2 separate regions of the Mus musculus genome follow, and region 2 is linked to region 1. Evidence: chromatin contacts called from ENCODE Hi-C or POLR2A ChIA-PET data. All regions are on one chromosome and are shown on one strand. The core of a region is the stretch at or near the end of the contact, and the rest is flanking DNA. Distances in the headings are between cores, read along the strand shown.

Region 1 (7,610 bases), core at 1,567-4,066:
CCAGGGTCTTTCTTCTGAGCATGTTTACACAGCATCCGAACTGGAAAGGCTGCTGGTTCCTGCTTTTTCTGTTCAGTCGTTGCCCTTTGGCGTCTTTCTGGAGTGCTAGTGCTCCATCTGTCCACTAGAGGGCAGTAAGGCACCGCGACAAGTGAGCAAATCTGGGCCCAGGCCCTCCCTTCCATCTCTCTTTCCCCCCTCTGCCGGTTCCAGGCTGGTACCTGAGAAACAGGGGCCTACCTTGACATCCTAGCTGGCTGAAGAATATCCAAAACCCCAGGGTATTATTGTCTGGTCCTTACCTGTGCCACCCCGCCCTGCTCATAGACGTGGAGGTGGCATTCCTGCCCAAGGAGGACCTGGGAACCCCGGCGCCGGCAGTGACCCATCACTGAGACAGATGGGAGGAGGGCAGGATTTGGAACTGGGTCCAGAGGATCTCTCTGCCCCTGCTCAGCTTGGCCAGGCTGAGCTAGGGCCCCCAGTGAGCTCAGACTCCCTCTGTCAATTGGGAGTCAAAACACCTCACTGTCACGTGTTGAAAAGACTGGTGTGTTACACAATTCTAGGCTGTGAAGGCTGGACACTAATAACCTGCACCAGACCCCCATGGCCAGCAAGGAAGAGTGCCAGGATGCTGCCTCCAGGAACAGGCATCCCAGGGTACCAGGAGCAGCCAGAGGACAGAAGCACACTGGGAAACAACCCAGGCCAGGGCTGCAAGGTAAGCATCCAGGAAGAAGAGCTAGGGAGTAGCAGAGACTCAGACCTCACTCCTCCCACTGCCAAATGCAGAGTGCTCCACCAGTTGCACCCAAAAGAAATCCAGGTGTGTGCCCACCAGTGCCACAGACCCTTTGAGCTGGGGCTCAGAGGGGCGGGTAAGACACTCACCAGAGATGAGGTTGGCCATAGTGTTGGTGGGCACAAACAGCGTCCTCTCTACCCCAAGCAACTCTGCAGCCTTTTCCTGCAGTTCTGAGAAGGGAGGGGGGCAGGGGAAGGGCAAGAATCAGCAATTCCTCGGGCCACTGTACCGTGGCACACAGTTCGTGTGTACTTGTTACAGGGTTTGATAGAATAGACCTGTGATTCCAGTACTCTGCTGAAGCAGGAGGATAACTGAGTTGGAGGGCCGCCTGAGCTATACAGCAAGACCTTATCTTAAGCACTTCTCTCCGAAAAGGTACATTTGCTCGGATGAGAAATGATGGTCCTGTGGGTGGGGCTTGGAGTCTGTGATCTTGGTAACCACGTGCCACAGCCAGAGGCCCCTCTGTCAGTCCTCCTGAGCCACAGTCCCCGCCCCAGGCCACCGAAACTCCCTTGTGGTTTGAAGCCCCTTTCCCACCCAGACCTCACACCTGTTTTTCTCCCTTTCCCAGAAGCCCCGGCAGGTGAGGCCTTGTGGTTTCCCTGTGGACTTCCTCTGCACATCACCACGGAAGAAGAGCCTCTGGGGAGCGGGCAGGGCACAAAGAGTGCAGCTGGCGGGTGAGTGGATGGCCTGGGTAAAGGCCATGGTGGCTCTCCTGTCTGTGACACAATGCTCAGTGCTAAAGTGATCTAGATTCTGTCCCCAGAGGACACATACCCGTGTCTCCCTGAGCCCTGTGTGCGGTCGGGGATGAGTTCTGCTCGCTCCTCCTCCCAGCCCCTGGTTCACCCTCCTCAGACTCCTGTCGAGGCCAGGACCTCCCAGCCTTGATGTGGTGACCTGTTTACACCAGGTGCCTGCTGAGAGCAGTGTAGCTCAGCATCTTTGAAGTTCCTGGTAATATCTTGTTGTCAAGAGATTCTAGATCAGCCCCAATCACCCCTGGGTCCACAAAGGTCAAGTGTGATCTCTGGTGTATCTCTGGATCTCTAGTGCACACACAGCAGCACTAGAGGTCCACCTTAGCAGTGACTATTGACCCCGGGTGGGCTTTGGTTTGCTGTCTCCTTAACGCGCTGCACTCCCTAGATATGAAATTCTGCACCCCCCCCCCCCCCCTGTGAAGGAGCAGCGAGCACTTTCTTTGCTGGATTGATTTTGTCTTTGTGAAGTCAGCCAATGAATGAAGGAGAGTAGTTAGCCCTCCTTGTAGTAAGACCTGTCTCAAACCCTGGTTCTTCCCTGTTCCTGATGTGGGTCCTTGAACTCCTCTCTGCCCATCTCGGGGTCTTGCTTTGCCAAGTCTGGACAACACCCATCTGGGCAATTGGGTGACAGTGGGCAGAAATCACCAGGTGGTCCTGTTAAAATGCAGATTCTGGCTCCCCAAGTCCATTGTGGAGCTCAAGAGTCTGCATTACCAGGGATCTCTCCGAGAAGGAACAAGAACGCAGAGTGCACCACTGAGCGTCCTCAAATGTCAGCGAGGCACCCCTCTGCGTCCGTGCTGTCCTGTCAGAACCACGGACAGCGTCCCGGGGTCACCGCAACGACCCCTGCCCCGGGCCTGTTCGCCGGGCTCACCGTGGACCGTAGGGTCTTCGCCGTAATCATCGTCTCCTACAACCGCTTCGGCCATAGCGCGCCTCATGGCCGGCCCTGGCCGGGTCACCGTGTCGCTGCGTAGGTCCACCACGTGGGCTGGGACCCCCGCCCAATTCCTAGACCACTGAGCCCAGGGCACCCTGAGCCCCGGGACCGTGGCCCGGAACAGGCTGCGTAGCATGGCGGCCCGGAACAGGCTGCATAGCATGGCTGTGGCACTCGTCTTTCTCGGCCGCAGGAGCGGAGGACAGTCTCTTCCGTGCCAGCGGGGAACCCGTGTAACTGGACTCTTCTGACCCCGCGCGGACCTGAACTGGGCAAGCCCGGGGCACTATGGGAATTGTAGTCCTCTCTGGAGTTTTATACATTATTCGAGCCCCGCAGCATGCTGAGAGTTGTAGTTTTTGTGTTCCGTTGTTCCAAAGGCTAGGAGATTTTGGAATGACAGTTCCTTACTTTGCTGAGTGGGAAACAAAGCTGAGGTCCGGGGATTTTAGCGTGTACATGGTACTGCTCGTGGCACTGCAGATTTAACTTAATTAAGCGTCTCAGCCACTCTGGGAAACACCTGGGTGTTTGGGAATGGAACTCAGGTTCTCTTCATAATCAGTTCCATGCCTCTGAGCCACCTCTCCAGTCCCTCACGGTCCTCATTTTACACCCGAGGAAACAGGCTGCAGACACTGATGTGAAGTCCAGGAATCAAGTATGGTACCGTGTTGCCCATAAACAGTAGCTTTCAACCACTGGAGTCTTTTTAATTTTTCTCCTTAAAAATTAGTTCTGGCCGGGCAGTGGTGGCGCACGCCTTTAATCACAGCACTTGGGAGGCAGAGGCAGGCGGATTTCTGAGTTCGAGGCCAGCCTGGTTTACAAAGTGAGTTCCAGGACAGCCAGGGCTACACAGAGAAACCTTGTCTCAAAACAAACAAACAAACAACAAAATTAGTTCTGAACTCACTGGGTAACCTAGTTGACCTTGAACATCTGACCGTCCTGCTTGGGAATTCAAGTGTGTGCCACCATGCCCAGTTTACGCTGTGCTGGGAACTAGATTTAGGGCTTTGTAAGTGCTAGGCAAGCATGCTACCAAATGGGATACATTCCCCCTCCCTCCTCTCCCCTCCTCCTCCTCCTTCCCCCTCCCCTTCCCCTCTCCTCTCCCCAAATTCTTCTTTTAAATGAATTTAAAGCTGGGAGGTGGTGGCACACACCTTTAATTCCAGCACTGGGGAGGCAGAGGTAGGCGGATCTCTGAATTCGAGGCCAGCCTGGTCCACAGAGTTCCAGGACAATCAAGGCTACACAGAGACCCTGTATGGGGGGGGGGGGAGATTTAAAACTTTAAAAATCATATGTGTGGGGTGGGGAGTAGATACACATGAGTGTAGTTACCTACTGGGGCCAGAAGAGGGCGCTGGACAACCTGGAGCTAGAGTTACAGAGTCTCCAAGAGACTGTATGGGTTTGTGTCTGCCATCTCTCTAGGACATATGGGAAACGGAGTTTTGGAGGTATCTAGAAATCTTTCTTTTTCCTATACCATTGGCTTGGAGAGACAAGGTGCTTCCATGGAAGTCATGCCCAAGAGCCCTGTGACAGAGCACCTAGCTAGTAAGCATGTGATCCTTAGATTGATTCCTCAGTACTGCAAAAGGCAGGCATGGTGGCTCATGCCTGTAATCTCAGTCCTTTGGGGCGGGGTGGGGTTGGGGGAGGCGGGAGGATATTTGAGACTTTCAGGCCAATCTGTACTAAAGTGAGACTCTGTTTCAAAAAATTAAAATTAAAAAGAAGGAACATAGATAGCATTTGCCCGCTCCCAATAGTGTGTCAGCAGACAACTTGTGGCCATGGTCCCTAACTCTGGTGAGGATCAGAAGCTGCGCTTGTCCAGCCTGGCTCGTGGGAAGTGCTGCTGTTTATCCTGACGTTGGAACTGCAAGGCCCTGGAACTTGGTTCTTCTATTGTGGGATACACTCTGCCTTACCAGGGCCAAGGGGTGACCTTTCCCCATACAGGGAGGTTGGGAACTCAGCCCTGCTCAGCTGCTTCTGTTTCCAAAGTGTGGGTCCCAGTTGTCTGTCTACGGTGTCTATTGGGAGCAAGTTGCTCTGAGCAGGGCTTGTTGGAGCAGAGGCCCTGGTCTAACACGGCGGTGTCTCTCGGATGCAGACTGTGCCTCCTCTCTGTCATTTGCCTTCTTTTAGCCGTGTCTGTGGGTGGCATGTTGGAAAGGAGCAGCCAGGCAGGCTTCCTGGAGGAAGCATCAGTCTTTGACAGCAGGTAATGGAGGAGGAGAGACTGACTTGCATAGGAGACAACATGGGCCACAAGGAGGTGGTGTACCCGTTGGAAGTCCAGGGGGCTAGGAAAGTGGGGAGGAGGGGCAGCCCCAGGCCACCTGTAGGAGCAGAGCCAGTTCTAAGGGACTCTTTCTCCTCTCCCAAACACCTAGCAGAGCCATCCTAAAAGCATGCAGAAGTCAAGTGCGGCAGGCCTGGGACCCCCAGCTAATAGAAAGGCCCCCTGCCTCACCAGAGCAGGGTGCTCTGGCCCTGACCCACACGCTCTGCCTGATTCCCGAATTCCAGTCCTTAGAAAACAAACCCTTATCTCATTGTCTGGCTCCAGGCTTCTGCTGGGAAATGGGGGGCGGGGGCAAAGGCTCCATGGGAGGGGGGTGGATGGGCTGGGAGCAGCCAAGGGAACTCTCAGGGGAGAGAGGGGACAAAAGAGCAGCAAGACACCTCCCTTCGATGGCAAGAGCAGAGAACAGCCACCTGCTTGTAACTCTCTCAGAGACAGCAAGGCCTTCCTGACTCACCCTGTCAGTCCTTAAGCGTCTGTGAGGAGGGGAACAGGACAGGTGGCTTGAGAACTCCCTTCAGGTGACAGCTTGGCCCCTAGCTTTTGTCCTTCCCAGGTGGCCTGTCTCCCCACTGAGGCACACTCTTCTGGGAGAGCAGATGGGATGTGTGCAACCAGGTGTGTTTAGAGGAGACCATACCAGAGCTCAGCCTGGACCTGTCTGTCTGTCTGTCTGTCATATTCTCTCTCTCTCTCATGTGTGTGCCTATGTACATGTGTGCATGTGTGTATGCACATGTGTGTGTATCTGTATGGACTCTGTTTGTGCAGGAGTATAGTGTGTGTGTGTGTGTGTGTGTGTGTGTGTGTTTGTGTGTGTGTGCATGGGTGGATATGTGTGCATCTCTGTGTATATATATGTTTGTGTACTTCCCTAGCCATACCTGAGGTTTGAGTCCATCCTGGTGTGAGATCAAGAGTTGTACCAGAAGCTGGGCGTGGTGGCACATGCCTTTAATCCCAGCACTCGGGAGGCAGAGGCAGGCGAATTTCTGAGTTCGAGGCCAGCCTGGTCTACAGAGTGAGTTCCAGGACAGCCAGGGCTACACAGAAAAACCCTCAAAAACACCAAAAACGAAAACAAACAGAGTTGTACCAGACTCCCTGGTAGGCAGACAGACAGGGAGAGGGGCCGAGGCTAGGTGAGAAAAGTGGAGACTTTTCCAGATAGCCATCTCCCTCAAGCTCCTGACTTGAGACAAAAGCCTGGCAGCTTTCGCCTCCCACCATTTGGCCCCCTGTTGATGGACAAGTTTTGAGGCTGGATCAGGTCATGCCACGACAGTTCTAGGTCAACCAACCAAACTAGCTTCTTCAATCCTCAGTAGGGGAAGAGAACCCTTCAGAGGCAGTAAACCACACAGGCCTTGGGAAGAGACTGGAGTTTTGGCTTTCCAAGTTCTCCCTTTGCTGTGCAGAGCCTTTCTCTCCGTGTGTTGACGTGAGTGTGGTACCTCACCCCAGCAAGGGCTTCCTACCTTCAGCTGCTGACTCTGTGTCTGGGGTGCCTGAGATTTTCCTGCTGTTACTTGCTCTGCTCCAAACACTTCCTGCCTCTCAATTCTTTAGCTTTGTCATTTCTCAACTAGTGACAGTTGAGAACAAGACACCCTTCCTAGGGTAAGGAGCCTCCTATAGAGTTGTCTCCTTTAGTCCTCTGCCTTGACCCTGGTCCCCAGGCTGACCCAGTCCCTCTTCCTCTCTGACTATGTCCTGTCTGCAGTCACAGGGTCACCTCACCCTGCTAGTTGTCTCCTCTCCCCACAGCCACTACTCTGGGCAGGGCAGGGTGACCTGAGTGTCTGCCATAGGTGACCCTTTTATTTATTGTTTATGTGTAGGCACACACATGCATGTATGTGCACACACACGGAGGCCAGAGGTCAACCTCAGTTGTTATTTGTCTGTCCTCCTTAATTTTGGAGACCGTGTCTCTTTCTGGGACATGGGACCCACTGATTAGGGTAGACACCAGCCATCAAGCCCTAGGACTGTGCTTGCCTGTCTCACCAGAGCGGGGACTTCTGGTGCTGGGCATCATTACCATTTCCTCCATGGGTGCTGGGGTGGCACGAGGTCCTCACGCTTATGGACTAACGCTTTCCCCACTGAGCCATCTCTGCAGCCACTCCTTCCCGACCCAGCCTCTTGACGAAGCCTGGGGCTTTTCACCAGCACTTTAGCCTTGTGATATTCTGTCCCCAAATGTACCTCTCTGCTTCCCTCTGTAGTCCTAGCATCTCCTGCCCGGGCCCTTTCTCCATCCCAGCCATCAGCAAATGCCCTTGGTCCTCAGCTTCCCTGTCTTTGGGTCTCAGCTAGAAGATTCTTCCTCTAGGGAGCCCATCCTGACACGGGAAGGACTGGGCCCTCTTCCTGGGTGACACAGTATTTTTCTATCCCACTGTCCAAGGGCCACACGTGCATATTTGTATCACCTGCTCTGTGCAGCTGACCCTGGGGCTTTATGTGTCATGCTCCATGTGCTTAGCCAAGTGCCTGATTCTGGGACTTGCTGAATGGCAGGCTGTGTGGCTGATGAGGGAGGGGCACATGGGCAGCCTGTGTGTCTCTGAGTGACTGACACAGGAGAGTCACTTGGTCCAGTGCCCCTTGACCTTTGGCCACTGGCTGTACACATGGAGAACAGGTGCTATGTGCCTCCCCAGACAGTCCAGAGAACATCAAGAGCAACCCACCCTCACCATCTCTTGCCACTTGAGGGAGGATTTTAAGAGACTCAGGCCAGGGTTTCTT
Region 2 (7,610 bases), core at 1,532-4,031, 39 kb after region 1:
CTACTCAGCCATTGATGGGAAAGTTTTCCCTGCTGGGTAGAGATTTTCTGGTGTGGCCCTTTGAGAGGGTCGAGGGCAACAATCACTCCTGTAATCAATCAATCAATCAATCACCCATGCTCCGTAAGAAAGTCTGATAAAGCCATTGGTTCCCCCGAGTGAATGTTAGAGGAATTGTGCCTGGATTTGTTGTTAGGAGGAAGGGTGGGCATTGTTTATGTCCCCCCCCAAACCCCAGAATAGAATTTTACTGACACTGATTATAGACAGAACTATGCCCCCCCCCCCACAGTTGAGGTTCTAACCAAGTGGGATGGTATTCAAAGACAAGAAGAAGGAAACCGGGTTTACACAAGGTCCTAAGAAGAGATCAGGGCTGGAAAGATGGCTCAGCGGGTAAGAGCACCCGACTGCTCTTCCGAAGGTCCTGAGTTCAAATCCCAGCAACCACATGGTGGCTCACAACCACCCGTAATGAGATCTGACTCCCTCTTCTGGAGTGTCTGAAGACAGCGACAGTGCACTTACATATAATAAATAAATAAATCTTTAAAAAAAAAAAAAAAAAAAGAAGAGATCAGAGCCCTCACAGACAGCAAGTACTGGGGTGTAGCACAGCTGTGAAGTGCTAGGTTAGACCATCACACTTCATACCCTGGACATGATAGTGTACACCTGTAATCCCAGCACATGCGAAGTCCAGGCAGGAGGAGTACAAGGCCAGCCTGGGCTACATGAGACCCTGTCTGAAAACACCAGCAACAAACAGCTGCAGTGTTCAAAAGGTTGGTGCAGTTGATTCATGAGTTTGAGGCCAGCCTGGGCTACATAGTGAGAGCTAATCTCAAAACAAACAAAAAGAGAGCTGGGATATGACAGTGACAGAGCGGTCACCTAGCATGTACGGGACACGGCTTCCGTCTCCAGAGTGGCCCTTTCCTCCCCAGTCCCTTCTGGTCAGTGTTCATCCCAGTGAGAAAAGCACAAAATAGGTAGGACCTGGGCTCAGCTCACGAGGATCCCATGGACTGGACGGGTCATTCAGACACCAGTGGTCAGGGAGTGTGGGGGCTACATGGGTGCACAGCTGCTGTGGCAGGGGCGGGGGTGACAGTGAGTGCCATCCAGACTTTGCTCAGAGCTGGCGAGGACAGGTGTGTCCTTTCCTGAATACATGGGGTTGGTGGAGGTCACCAGGGTCCGTGCCTGTTCCTTGCTTGCACTGTTGATCCTGGGGCTCCTCCTTCCCAATGCTGTATCCCTCTCAGAATCCCAGGTGTGTGTCATATAAACAGGGGTATCCTTGGCCCTCATAACTCAAGGTCCAGGCCCTGGGGCCCGGCTTGTATGCTCCTAGGTGGCAATGGATGTCACAGGAGCTGAGGAGGCTTTTGTGTATCAGCCTCACTCGCTGTCTGTATGAATGCAGGTGCCTAGGCTCCCCTCCAGACCAGCCCAAGCAGCGGGCTGCAAAGGGCCCTAGGAGTCTGTCCTTAAGAAGGGTTTGGCGTGGTGGCACATGAATTTAATCCCAACAGTCCGGAGGCAGGTACATCTCTGAGTTCAAGGCCAGCCTGGTTTGCAGAGTGAGTTCCAGGACAGCCAGGGCTGCACAGGGAAAACATGTCCTAAAAGGTTTTGGAGGCTGGGAGTTCAGCGGGCAGAATGCTTGCCTAGTGTGCATGGAGCCCTGGGTTCCACCCCTAGGATCACATAAATGTGGCAGCGGTGGCTTAAGCCTGAAATCCTGCCACCCAGGAAGTGGAAGTCGGGGGTGGGGTGGGGTCAGAAGTTCAAGGTCATTCTCAGCTATATAGGGGGTACAGGGGGACACAGGTGGCACAGGGAGACATAGGGGTGAGTGCAAGCAACAAAGGAAGAGGAAAGCAGGCCTGGGGTCAGGAGTGGTACACTGCCTGGAATCCCAGCACCAGGAGGTCGATGCCACAGTATTGCTATGAGTTTGAGGCTAGCCTGGTCTACATAGACTGTTCCAGGCTAACCTGTTCTACAGAGTGAATTCCGTGTCAGCCAAGTGGCTGGGGAGAGCAGAGAATGGAGGGCATACCTATTCTTTAAGCCCTTGAGGACTGCATGGAGTTCAAGGCTAAGCTGAGCTCTGTAGTGAGTTCTAGGCCAGGCAGGGTCACACAACAAGACATTGTCTCAAAACCCCAAAGAGGAAAAGTGTTTCAGAGTTCTCTAGAGTGGTCACTCACCTCCCACCCCCGCAGCCGACACGCCCACCCAAAGTACCTACCCATGCACCCCTTCCTCCACCCTCTTCTCTCTGTCTGTACTTCAAGGCTGTAGGCTGGTGGCGCACGCCTTTAATCCCAGCACTGGGGAGGCAGAGGCAGGCGGATTTCTGAGTTCGAGGCCAACCTGGTCTACAAGTGAATTCCTGGACAGCCAGGGCTATACAGAGAAACCCTGTGTGGGGGGGGGGGGAAGCTGTAGGTTTCCATGCCCCCCCTTTCTGCCATCTGTAAGAGCCTCGAACTGTGGGTGGTCTGTGCTGCAGGCCTGGAACCGCCCCCCGCCCCCATCCTCTCTCCCCCTCCCCCGCAGACAGCCGCGAACTGGCAGCTTCTCTTCTTGGAGCCTCTACTCTTGCTGCTGCATTGATCCAGGTCTGCTGCTCAAAGGATTGAAAAGACAAAGGCGAGTCTACAGGCGTCTCCACACACGGGCCAGAAGCTGAGAGCCTTAAGACCCTGCCACACCGCCCAGGGGAGAAAGAGCTGGATTCCAGCTGCTTCCCACTTCCTCCCCAGGGTGAGCTAGGGCCCAGGGGAGCAGCTTCGCACCGCTAGAGGGAGCCCTTTGCAGCGCAGTGGCCCTCAGCAAAGGCCGGAGCTGTAGGCTGTGTTTCCTTCCACTTGGAAGCGTGGATGTGGAAGGAAGATGGCCCCAGATCTATACTCACTGCTGGGTGGTTTGGCTTTCTTTAGGTGGAGGTAAGTCAGTGCAGGAGGTAACCCCAGGAGAGCAAACGGAGGCCCACAGTGAGACCATGGAGGGGGTTGGGGAGCACCACCCAGGCCATTTATGTGGCTGGGCTACTCTACGTGTTGCGTATGAGTCATGAGAAATAACTCAGTAGTAAATAGAGATAATAATATACAGATAAAGAAATGGGGCCCCAGAGAATGACTAGACAGAACCAGACTTCAAACTTGGGTAACAGGGAGTTGGGTCTTGGGTACCACAGTGTCAAGAAACCCTGCCTCTTAGGAAGGGGCAGTTCCTCAGACTGTCAGGTCTAATGGGCCGGCCCTTCAGGGAGGACCTGGCAGGTCTGCCTTTAGAGTCCAACTCCGCCACCTGCCATGTGAGTGCCAGGTGGCCACAGGGCCTTTGTGTGTATTGTGTATTTACACATGGTGGCCACAGGGCCTTTGTGTGTATTATGAGTTTACACATAGTGGCCACTGGGCCTTTGTGTGTATTATGAGTTTACACATGGTGGCCTCAGAGCTTTTGTGCATGTGTATTGTGAGTTTACACATGGCTATACAGTACTTTCTTTGTGCTTTTTCTTTACTTCAGGATGGGTTTCTGGTACTGGTGACCCAAGAATGCATGAGCCCATGAACACAGACACGCCTCATGTCCCGTTTAATGTTCTATCAAATTCTTACTTTTTTTTTTTTAAGGGTCCCACTGTTTGCACAGTCCACTCAGCCACACACACACACAGCAGTCCCGTGTGCTTCTGTCTTTTTTGTTTGTTTGTTTTTCAAGACAGGGTTTCTCTGTGTAGCCCTGGCTGTCCTGGAACTCACTCTGTAGCCCAGCATGCCTCGAACTCAGAAATCCGCCTGCCTCTGCCTCCCAAGTGCTGGGATTAAAGGCGTGTGCCACCATGTCCAGCCTGTCTTTTTCTCAGGCCCTGTAGCATCAGGCACAACTGGCTGCCTTCAGGGAGGAAGAAGCACAGACTTGGAGGCCGAGGGGACTGGCATTGCCCCTAGCATCCCGCCTTAGCCCTAAGCTGCCCCTCAGCAGGGGCACACATGGTGGTCCTCGTTCAGCCCCTGGGCTGGCCGCTCCCCTTACTCCATTCACAGTCACAAGAGTGGGGTTCTCCTCTCAGCATGCTCTTCAGGCCAGTCAGCCCAGGGTCTGCTGAGCACAGGGCCTCTCAACTAGAAGGACTCCCTGCAACCGGGGCTTGAGGCCTCCTAGCTGGGCTTTGGCTCGAACATGGGCAGAAGGCTACAGGCCTCTGAGCAGAAGTGACCTCCATCCCCGCCCCATCACCAGCTCACCCTGGCAGTAGCTGATGCCACCATCAAAGGGATAGCTCGGGTGGCATCTTTTATCCTGGGCCCCTACCCAGGGTGAACGGCCTCTGGGGCAGAGAGTGTTCTGGGAACAGGCAGTGTCCCAGCCAGCAGGGAAACTGAAGCCAGAGCCTAGCTGTGGCCCCTCGAGGTCCACTTGGGTCCACTGAAGCGTCCCTCAGACGAGGGCGTCGAAGCCAGTGATGGGCGGCTGCAGAAGGTACATGGGCGTGAGCCTCCTGCCTGCAGGCTGGCCAGGCTGGGCCCCCTTATCTAACGCAGTCTGGAGACAGCACGCCCAGGACTGTGGTTTGTCCAGATGAACTTCAAAGGGTCATGACTGCAGCGGCTGCCAGCTCGGCTTCCCTTGCTCAGACTCCTCCCTAATCCTCACGTGCTCCTCCACCACACTTAAGGGATACCTCACCTGGAACTTACCCACTTCCTGATGAGGCTTCTTCCTCCCAACATGAGCCTGGCCTGACACCATCAGAGGAACCTTTGTCCTGTGACTACGAATGTCTACTCTTTTTTTTTTTTTTTTTTTTTTTTTTTAAGATTGACTCAACAACAATAACAAAAGCCAAGGCTTAGTGCCTGTTCTCCAGTAGCCAGCAAACTCTGAGCTCTGAGCAGGGCAGACCAGGATGAGTTCCAGGACAGGCAGGGCTACACAGACAAGCCCTGTCTCAAAAGATCCAAAACAAACAAACAAACAAACAAACAAACAAACCCCCTAAGATTTATTTTTATGTGTGTGCTCACAGAAACCAGAAGAAGGTATCTGATGCCCTGGAGCTGGAGTTACAGGCAGGTGGGAGAGAGCTGCCTGATGGGGGAGCTGGTCACTGACCCAGGTGCTCTGCAGGAGCAGCAAGTGCTCTTTTTTTTTTTAAAGATTTGTTTATTATTATATCTAAGTACAATGTAGCAGTCTTCAGATGCAGCAGAAGAGGGCTTCAGATCTCATTATGGGTGGTTCTGAGCCACCATGTGGTTGCTGGGATTTGAACTCAGGACCTTTGGAAGAGCAGTTAGTGCTCTTAACTGATGAGCCATCTCTCCAGCCCAGCTTATGCCTTCATTTTTTAAATTACTTTATGTGTGTGGATGTTTTGCCTGGAAGCATGCATATGCATCACTTGCATGCAGTACCTGTACATGTCAGAAGAGGGCGCCAGATCCCCTGGGACTGAAGATAGAGATGGTTGTGAGCCACACTATGTGGGTGCTAAGAATTGAACCTAAGTCCTCTGGAGGCATAGCCAGCACTTCTAGCCACCAAGCCACCTCTCCAACCTTATTGCTCAACATAAGCCCTACAGATAGGGGCAATGTGGAAAGTAGAGCCTTCTCCCCTAACCTCCAGCCTCCAAGCTTCTATACCCACACAGGGCACCATGTGACTATTCTACCTTCCAGAGAGTTCTCCTGTGGCGAGGTACCCGAATATACTGTATTCGTTATTCTCTACCACTCCGACCAAAGACCCATTAGAAGCATCTTACAGGAAGAGGGGTCTGCTGGCTCACAGTTTGAGAGTTCAGTCAATCCTGTCAGGGACGGCAAGGTGGCTAAGATAGATCTTGTCTATGATCTTTGGGGAAGGGAGAGAAAGAAAACATTCTCACGTCACAACAGGATGGGAATAATCCAGTGTTGAGAGCCTGTTTCCTGTGGCCCACCCAGGCCTCTCTGACAAGGTGACCTTGGGGCAGAGCCTAAGAGAGCCATGCAGTAACCTGGTTCTTAATCGGCTTGCGCAAAATAGGATCATATGGGGAAAGGCGCCCTCAGCTGAGGGGCTGCCTACATCAGGCTGAGCATCTTCCTGAGGGCAACGCCACCCCTGGACAGGTGGGCCTGGGAGCTGTAATTCCTTACATAAGCAAGATGAACAAGTCATGGAGAGCAAGCCAATACACAGCACTCCTCCATGGCCTCTGCTTCTGTTCCTGCCTCTAGGTTCCTGTCTAGAGTTTCTGCCCTGGCTTCCCTTGGTGAAGGACTTCGAGACCAGAAAGATAAATAAATAAATAAATAAATAAACCCTCCCCCCACCAGTTGCTTTTGGTTAGAACGCCTATAACTACATCAATAGCAAGCAAACCAGGGCTCAGGGGTGGGGGGCAGTCAGGATTGGGGACACAGGGTTGGCTGCGAGCAGGGAGGGCTGGCAAGATGGTACTAAGCTGTTGATGCCATAGGGAGGGGAGCCAGCCTCTCTGAGTCTACCAAGGGCAGGAGAGATTAAGGCAGGCTCAGAACCCTGCTAGCAAGAGACTCCCGGCTATAGCCCATGGGTGGGCGGGGGGGGGCGGCATGGGGTTGTGTGATGGAGCCTTAGAAGCTGTCTGTACAGCAGTGTTTGACTGGGGCTATGAGTAACCTGCCTGCTCTGGTTTTGTTCCTGGGCTTCAAGGATGGTTACGTTTTGCCTCGGACCCTGGGACGTGGAGCCTCTCCCTGGGCTGGAATGAGCTGGGTGCTCAGGAAACCCCTTCCCTGCTCCTTATAGAATTCTGCGACAAAACTATCCTGGGACACTGTCACTGCTGTACCAGGGCTGATTGCTAGGAACCTGACTTTCCTCAGGACACGGCCCACTCTGGCACTCTGGCTTGGCTGTGCCTCTAGGACTTTTGTAGACTTCCCATAAGGCACTTCAAAGCAGTGCTCCAGGAAAGTGGACCTGTCCCACCTGTGTGCCCGGCAGGTGTGCTGCTGGGCTTTCCCACCTGTGTGTCCAGTGAGTGTGTGCTTCTGGGGCTGTCCAACCTGTGTGCCCAGTGAGTGTGTGCTGCTGGGGCTGTCCAAACTATGTGCCCAGTGAGTGTGTGCTGCTGGGGCTGTCCAACCTATGTGCCCAGTGAGTGTGTGCTGCTGGGGCTGTCCAAACTATGTGGCCAGTGAGTGTGTGCTGCTTTAGACACAATGTTCTTGGAGAAGCCAGTGGATATTTGTAAGTGGTGCCAATGACTCTTGAGTCGTCCTGTGGCCACAGCTGCTAGACACAGAGAGAGAAAAGGACAGGCTACAGAGAGGAGAACAAGACAGGATGATCAGAACTCCTAAACGGTGGCAAGCTAAGATCCCAAAGAAAAGGGCCAGAGGGGCTGAAGAAACAGCTTAGTGAGTGTAACACTTGCCTTGCAAGCAAAGAATCTGAGTTTGATCCCCAGAACCAACAACAAAGCCAAACACAAAGGTATGCTGGGCTGGAGAGATAGCTCAGGGGCTAAGAGTGCTTCCGGCAGCAGGTAGAAGGGTATCTGTGCCTTTAGTAGTCCCAGGTCAGTCGGATATAAAGTGAGTTCTAGG

The links. A loop is a pair of places that touch in the nucleus more often than their neighbours do. ChIA-PET counts read pairs that join two places held with the same protein, here RNA polymerase II (POLR2A).
Region 2: a map of heart shows a loop between it and region 1 (6-fold over the local background). The contact joins the enhancer-like site here to the promoter of Tha1 in region 1. A Hi-C loop is called at or near these places in 12 of 37 maps with a recorded cell type or tissue (T-helper 1 cell, T-helper 2 cell, adrenal gland and 4 more). POLR2A ChIA-PET finds 5 or more read pairs at or near these places in 5 of 5 experiments (Patski and embryonic stem cell).

What each region holds. Positions count from the first base shown.
Region 1 is chr11:117,870,710-117,878,319 of GRCm38, forward strand. Tha1 (threonine aldolase 1) reads right to left here and starts at 2,817. Exons shown (of 7, transcript NM_027919.4): 1 at 2,462-2,817; 2 at 895-978; 3 at 303-391. The coding sequence starts at 2,690. Gm11725 (a long non-coding RNA gene) reads left to right here and starts at 376. Exons shown (of 3, transcript XR_001780380.2): 1 at 376-724; 2 at 1,386-1,494.
Region 2 is chr11:117,910,075-117,917,684 of GRCm38, forward strand. It overlaps Gm11725 (a long non-coding RNA gene), which reads left to right. Exons shown (of 3, transcript XR_001780380.2): 3 at 1-435. Among named protein-coding and RNA genes, the nearest start is that of Tha1, 40 kb to the left of the region's middle. Within about 2 kb of position 2,782, at least 1 of the 3 ENCODE cell types and tissues checked has a DNase peak (open chromatin) inside an H3K27ac peak, as active enhancers do; it is heart, where a contact is called at or near this core.